Linked DNA regions of Homo sapiens: region 1 is linked to region 2. A link is a contact called in ENCODE Hi-C or POLR2A ChIA-PET data. All regions are on one chromosome and are shown on one strand. The core of a region is the stretch at or near the end of the contact, and the rest is flanking DNA. Distances in the headings are between cores, read along the strand shown.

Region 1 (3,434 bases), core at 935-3,434, 1.1 Mb after region 2:
GGCAGCCTGCTTTTATTCCCTTATCTGACCCCACCCACATCCTGTTGATTGGTCCATTTTACAGAGAGCTAATTGGTCCGTTTTGACAGGGTGCTGATTGGTGCATTTACAATCCCTGAGCTAGATATACACAGAGTGCTGATTGGTGCATTTACAATCCTCTAGCTAGACATAAAAATTCTCCAAGTCCCCACTACATTTGCTAGACACAGAGCACTGATTGGTGCGTTTACAAACCTTTAGCTAGACACAGAGTGCTGATTGGTGCATTTGCAAACCTTGAGCTAGACACAGAGCACTGATTGGTGCATTTACAATCCTTTAGCTAGACACAGAAGTTCTCCAAGTGCCCACCAGATTAGCTAGATACAGAGTGCTGATTGGTGCATCCCCAAACCCCAAGCTAGACACAGAGTGCTGACTGGTGCATATAAAATCCTCAGGCTAGACATAAAAGTTTTCCAAGTCCCCATCTGACTCAGGAGCCCAGCTGGCTTCACCTAGTGGATCCTGCGCAGGGCTGTGCCGGGCGCCTGCACTCCTCTCAGCCCTTGGGCAGTCGATGGGACCGGGCGCTGAGGAGCAGGGGGCGGTGCCCGTCGGGGAGGCTCAGGCCACGCTGGAGCTCACAGGGGTTGGGAGGGGGCTCGGGCATGGCGGGCTGCAGGTCCTGAGCCTTGCCCTGTGCAGGGCGGCTGGGGCCCGGTGAGAATTCAAGCGGGGTGCAGGCGGGCCGGCAGTGCTGGGGGACCCGGCGCACCCTCTGCAGCTGCTGGCCCGGGTGCTAGGCCCCTGACTGCCCGGGGCCGGGGGTGCGGGGCCCGCTGAGCCCGCGCCCACCTGGAACTCGCGCTGGCTGGCGAGCGCTGCGCGCAGCCCCAGTTCCCACACCCGCCTCTCCCTCCACACTTCCCCGCAAGCAGAGGGAGCCGGCTCTGGCTTCGGCCAGCCCAGAGAGGGGCCCCCACAGCGCAGTGGCGGGCTGAAGGGCTCCTCCAGCACGGCCAGAATGGACGCCAAGGCCGAGGAGGCGCCGAGAGCGAGCGAGGGCTGCTAGCACGTTGTCACCTCGCATTCTGAACCACAGACTCTCCAACTCTCCGGCGCTTTTCGCCCACTCGGTCCCTCAGAACACGAAGGGCTCTCTCATCCTGTCACTAAAACGATTAGCTGTCCGGAGACACGGAAAAAGTCGCCCCTCTTCTTTGCAGGATTCCTCCCTTGAACTTCTCCAAACCCTCTTAGTGTGACGTGACCCCACCCCTAGCTAACCCAGGCTGCTTCCTTACCAGCTTCCCGCCCCCTGGGGAGGCGGCAATGCAAAGACCGTCCGCTGCCAGCTCTGCCGCTATCTCTGTGGGGTGAATCTAACATGGCGGACAAAGACAGTAACTAGTCCCGTTTCTCCGCGTTTTCGCCAAGAAGATTGGCTCTTACCACTTGTCCCTCAAAACGACCACCCCATTGACTGGTGGCGATTGCGTCGACGGAGACGGGGCAAAAGCAAGCTGAACCCGAAAAATAACAAACACTGGGGCTGAGGGGTGGAACTACGAGTGCGCAGACATGGGCCAGAGCGCATTTCCCCTGCCCCAGGCAAATTCGGCGCTCACTGCGTCCCCGCAGGCCACTGACCTTACAAGACTACTTGCCCCAGACTCCTGGGGCTGGATGGGAATTGTAGTCTCCCTAAAGAGTTGTACGTATCTTTTTAAGGCCTAGTTTCTGCTTTCAAAATACGAAAACATAACACTCCAGTCCATAACTGTTGACAAGTACAAGCGCGCACAGGTCTCCAATCTATCCACTGGATTTCCGTGAGAATTGTGCCCGCTCTGGTATTGGATGTTCCTCTCCATAAGACTACAGTTTCTAAGGAACACTGTGGCGAAGACCTTTCATTCCGCAACGCATGCTGGAAATAATTATTTCCCTCCACCCCCCCAACAATCCTTATTACTTATATTTACCGAAACTGGAGACCTCCATTAGGGCGGAAAGAGTGGGGGATTGGGACCTCTTCTTACGACTGCTTTGGACAATAGGTAGCGATTCTGACCTTCGTACAGCAATTACTGTGATGCAATAAGCCGCAACTGGAAGAGTAGAGGCTAGAGGGCAGGCACTTTATGGCAAACTCAGGTAGAATTCTTCCTCTTCCGTCTCTTTCCTTTTACGTCATCCGGGGGCAGACTGGGTGGCCAATCCAGAGCCCCGAGAGACGCTTGGCTCTTTCTGTCCCTCCCATCCTCTGATTGTACCTTGATTTCGTATTCTGAGAGGCTGCTGCTTAGCGGTAGCCCCTTGGTTTCCGTGGCAACGGAAAAGCGCGGGAATTACAGATAAATTAAAACTGCGACTGCGCGGCGTGAGCTCGCTGAGACTTCCTGGACGGGGGACAGGCTGTGGGGTTTCTCAGATAACTGGGCCCCTGCGCTCAGGAGGCCTTCACCCTCTGCTCTGGGTAAAGGTAGTAGAGTCCCGGGAAAGGGACAGGGGGCCCAAGTGATGCTCTGGGGTACTGGCGTGGGAGAGTGGATTTCCGAAGCTGACAGATGGGTATTCTTTGACGGGGGGTAGGGGCGGAACCTGAGAGGCGTAAGGCGTTGTGAACCCTGGGGAGGGGGGCAGTTTGTAGGTCGCGAGGGAAGCGCTGAGGATCAGGAAGGGGGCACTGAGTGTCCGTGGGGGAATCCTCGTGATAGGAACTGGAATATGCCTTGAGGGGGACACTATGTCTTTAAAAACGTCGGCTGGTCATGAGGTCAGGAGTTCCAGACCAGCCTGACCAACGTGGTGAAACTCCGTCTCTACTAAAAATACAAAAATTAGCCGGGCGTGGTGCCGCTCCAGCTACTCAGGAGGCTGAGGCAGGAGAATCGCTAGAACCCGGGAGGCGGAGGTTGCAGTGAGCCGAGATCGCGCCATTGCACTCCAGCCTGGGCGACAGAGCGAGACTGTCTCAAAACAAAACAAAACAAAACAAAACAAAAAACACCGGCTGGTATGTATGAGAGGATGGGACCTTGTGGAAGAAGAGGTGCCAGGAATATGTCTGGGAAGGGGAGGAGACAGGATTTTGTGGGAGGGAGAACTTAAGAACTGGATCCATTTGCGCCATTGAGAAAGCGCAAGAGGGAAGTAGAGGAGCGTCAGTAGTAACAGATGCTGCCGGCAGGGATGTGCTTGAGGAGGATCCAGAGATGAGAGCAGGTCACTGGGAAAGGTTAGGGGCGGGGAGGCCTTGATTGGTGTTGGTTTGGTCGTTGTTGATTTTGGTTTTATGCAAGAAAAAGAAAACAACCAGAAACATTGGAGAAAGCTAAGGCTACCACCACCTACCCGGTCAGTCACTCCTCTGTAGCTTTCTCTTTCTTGGAGAAAGGAAAAGACCCAAGGGGTTGGCAGCAATATGTGAAAAAATTCAGAATTTA
Region 2 (3,228 bases), core at 674-3,173:
TGAGACGGAGTCTCGCTCAGTTGCCCAGGCTGGAGTGCAGTGGCGCAATCTCAGCTCACTGCAACCTCCGCCTCCCGGGTTCAAGCGATTCTCCTGCCCAAGCCTCCCGAGTAGCTGGATTACTACTATTGCCTAAGCCTCCCGAGTAGCTCCTGGGATTACAGGAGCCCGCCACCACGCCCAGCTAATTTTTGCATTTTTGCAGGCTGGTCTCGAACTCCTGGCCTCCCAAAGTGCTGGGATTACAGGCCTGGGCCACCGCACCCTGCCCAAGAAGCCTTTCTTGACCAACTCTCTTACATCATTTGATGTCTCCTTTTGTCTACCTCTGTTTTCTCTCTGTTGTTTTCCTCACACTGTTTTGCAATTATTATCCTACCTATCTATCCACAAGACAGTGAACTTCTTGAAGAAGCACAACTGTCTTATATCATCTTTTATCCCAGCACCTGGAGCACCGTGAGAATAACAGCTAAGATTTACCAAGCACTTACACAGAGCTAAGAGTTTCACATGCACTGACTTGTTAATCACTACAGCAACGCAAGGAGATAGGACTATCATTATGCCCACTGACAACAGAGGAAACTGAGGCACAGGAAACTCATTTGCTAGGCCCAACGATTTAAATTCAAATCAGACGCCTGATCTGAACTACTCTGGAATATCGCCTCAATAAATGTTTGCTGTTTCTCGGGAGAAATCGGTGAGAAAAAAATAAGTATTTGCTGAAAACTAAAAACCAAAGATGGCTCCAAGTATGTGATTACAGACTATCCTCCTTTTTAATCTTATCTCTTGAGGGGAGAGGGCTGTCACACAACCGTTCCAGGACACCACACACAGAGTAACCGAGATGAAAGCGCCAATCCAGCCATCCACCGCGGCTGGGAAAAGGCCTGTCCCTTCCTAAGGTAAAGAGGGACTGAGAGCGTGAGCACAGGGACACGCTGCACCCAGGGGAACAGCACTGGGTCGGGGGAAGGATCTGGCCAGTGACAAGGAGGCTGTCTGGAGGGGTGGGGGTCCAGCGTGGGTTCCGGAAGCAGGAAAGGCGAGCAGGTGTGGGATCTAAATTAGGACGAGGGGCGGGGAGGGCGCTCCGCGCAGAAGGGCGCAGCTCGGCCTCCGACCTCAGCAGCGGACCCTCATCTCGGCCGCTTGTTGGTCCGCAAGCCTGGAGTGGGCTGAGACCCGCCCAGAAACCGGGAGAACTGAGGCGCGGGCGAGCCCCTTAGGCTCCACAGGCTTTCCGCCCCGAGGTCCTAACTGCGCCCCACTTCAAGTCTGGCCTCTTCACAGAAGTGGCTGCACGCCTCGGGGTAAAGGGGGGAGCGGAGGGTGGCGGGGGAGAGAGCGGGGAGCCCCGAGGGAAGGGCGGGGGAGCCTGGGCCGGAAGGCGTCCCAGGCTCGGCTGGCAGCCGGCGCTCTCTTTCGACGCCACCCGCTGCCCCCGCCCCCGAGCCGGCCGGGACGGCAAAACGTCTCCGCCCCCAGCGCACCGCGCACCTCACCTTGAACGCCGCCCCACCCACCCCCATCTTATTGGTCCTCCCGGGCCGAGGCCTCCCTGCGATTGGTCGGGGAGGTCCGCGAAGGCCCCGCCCATCTCTCCGCCCCCGTCCCCGTCCGCCGGTACTTTGGACGGCGGCGTGGCGCCCCTCCTCCCCTCCCGGTCCCCGCCCCCTGGAGCAAATGCTGCCGAGCTGCGGCCGCGGGGCAGATGCACGCGCTCGGGCCCTTCTAGCAGGCGCGAGCAGTCGCTGGGCGCGCGAAAGCGAAAGAAGGAAGAGGAAGGGAGGGGGAGGGCGGGGTGTTGGGGAGGGGCGGGAGGAGGAAGAGGAGGAGGTTGGAGCGCGCTCGCGCTTGGCCTCGCGCCCGCGCAGAGGGAGGGGGAGAGGGGCGCGCGCGCGCACGCTCGCGTTCACGCTCGCTCCATCCATCCATCCTCCGGTCGCGGCACACGCGCGCGCGCTCCGGGCTCGCGCCGCACCCCCCGCCCGGGAGAGGCGGGCTGGAGTGGGGGGCGGGGGGAGGGGCGCGCGGACGGCGCGCGGACTGCGCGCGGGCGGGGTGAGGTGAGGAGGAGGAGGCGGCGACGGGACAAGAAGGGAGGGGAAGGGGCCATGGCCGCCCGGTGAGGCGGCCAGGCGGGGGGGCGGCCCGACCCCCCGGCCCCGGGCCCTGGGCCCCGGGGAGAGGCGAGGACGGACCGACGGACATGGGGCTCCGGAGCAGCCGCCGCCGTCGCCGCCGCCGGAGGACGCGGCCCTGAGAGGCTGCCGGGCCCCGGCGCGGCCCCCCGGGCGGGGTGAGTACGGGACGGAGACGGGGACGGGGACGGGGGAGGGGCCTGTGGGGGGCGGGGGGCGGGGCCCAAGGCGGGGCTTGGGCCCCCTCCCCCCAGGTCTGGGTCAGCGCCCCTTCCCCTCCCCCCGGGCCGACGCGGAAACGCCCGGCTTCCCCCAGCTTCCCGGCCGGGCCGGGGCCCCTGGCTCTCCCCCGTCTGGGTCCCCCTTGGGCGGGGCAGGGCCGGCCGGGGAGGGGGCGCGGGGCCTTTGTTAGGGAGCCAGGCCCCAGCCCCCGGGACAATAGAGACACCCTCCCGGACTCCTCTCCCCGGCCGGCCGGGGCTGCTGGCGGGCGGGGAAGGAGAGGGGCTGGGACGCGTCCCACTCTCTGGGGGTCGGTCTGTCCCGGCCCGGCGCCGGCCCCGGCGGCTCGGCTGTCCTCCCCCCAGTCGGTATGATGCAGCAGCAGTGCCGCAGGGACGGGGGAAGAGCCGAGGCCCGGCCTCCTACCCTTCCCAGTGCCCCCGGCTCATTCGTCAGTCCCCACCCCACTCTAGGCCGGCAGCTCCTGAAACTCGTACCCACCGTTCCGAGGGGCCCTGGGTTGTGGGTTCTGTGTCTGAATCCTTGGGTGGGGGTTCCTGGACTTTGGGGCTCTTGGAGAGACTTCCGGGCTGGTCCTGAGGGAGGGCGGGTGGTTATTTAAAGGAAGAACAGGTAAGGGGAGTGCCCGCTCCTGGCGTGCCACCCTACCAGGCTCTTCCCCCCCACCCCCCGCCGTTCCTGCTCATGGTGGCTAGAAATGTCCCTTAGCTCTAGGCTCCTGTGGGCTCTGCTCCCCTCGTGGAGTGGCAGGCTGATTTCAAGGGAAGACAGAGTGGGGTGAAGGTTGTAGGGTCCTAGGGCCATTTCTACTTCTGGTAGCAGTACCCCCCCA

The links. A loop is a pair of places that touch in the nucleus more often than their neighbours do. ChIA-PET counts read pairs that join two places held with the same protein, here RNA polymerase II (POLR2A). Pooled maps may share reads with other maps.
Region 1: a loop to region 2 is called in a pooled map, with 15 times the contacts of the local background. The contact joins the promoter of NBR2 here to the promoter of ATXN7L3 in region 2. A Hi-C loop is called at or near these places in 4 of 50 pooled maps. POLR2A ChIA-PET finds 5 or more read pairs at or near these places in 2 of 52 experiments (B cell and activated B cell).

The regions. Positions count from the first base shown.
Region 1 is chr17:43,124,307-43,127,740 of GRCh38, reverse strand. NBR2 (neighbor of BRCA1 lncRNA 2) reads right to left here and starts at 2,184. Exons shown (of 8, transcript NR_138145.1): 1 at 1,971-2,184. BRCA1 (BRCA1 DNA repair associated) reads left to right here and starts at 2,377. Exons shown (of 23, transcript NM_007294.4): 1 at 2,377-2,470. RefSeq lists enhancers at 185-998, 1,927-2,016, 2,146-2,170, 2,067-2,196, 2,303-2,325, silencers at 1,005-1,022, 3,046-3,081, cis regulatory regions at 1,047-1,076, 1,427-1,456, 2,133-2,141, 2,303-2,325 and promoters at 2,126-2,392, 636-2,392.
Region 2 is chr17:44,198,579-44,201,806 of GRCh38, reverse strand. It overlaps ATXN7L3 (ataxin 7 like 3), which reads left to right and starts at 1,923. Exons shown (of 13, transcript NM_001382309.1): 1 at 1,923-2,311. ATXN7L3-AS1 (ATXN7L3 antisense RNA 1) reads right to left here and starts at 2,967. Exons shown (of 2, transcript NR_184071.1): 1 at 2,877-2,967. RefSeq lists enhancers at 544-1,081, 1,082-1,620, 2,346-2,901, 3,106-3,228 and silencers at 1,275-2,074, 2,175-2,784.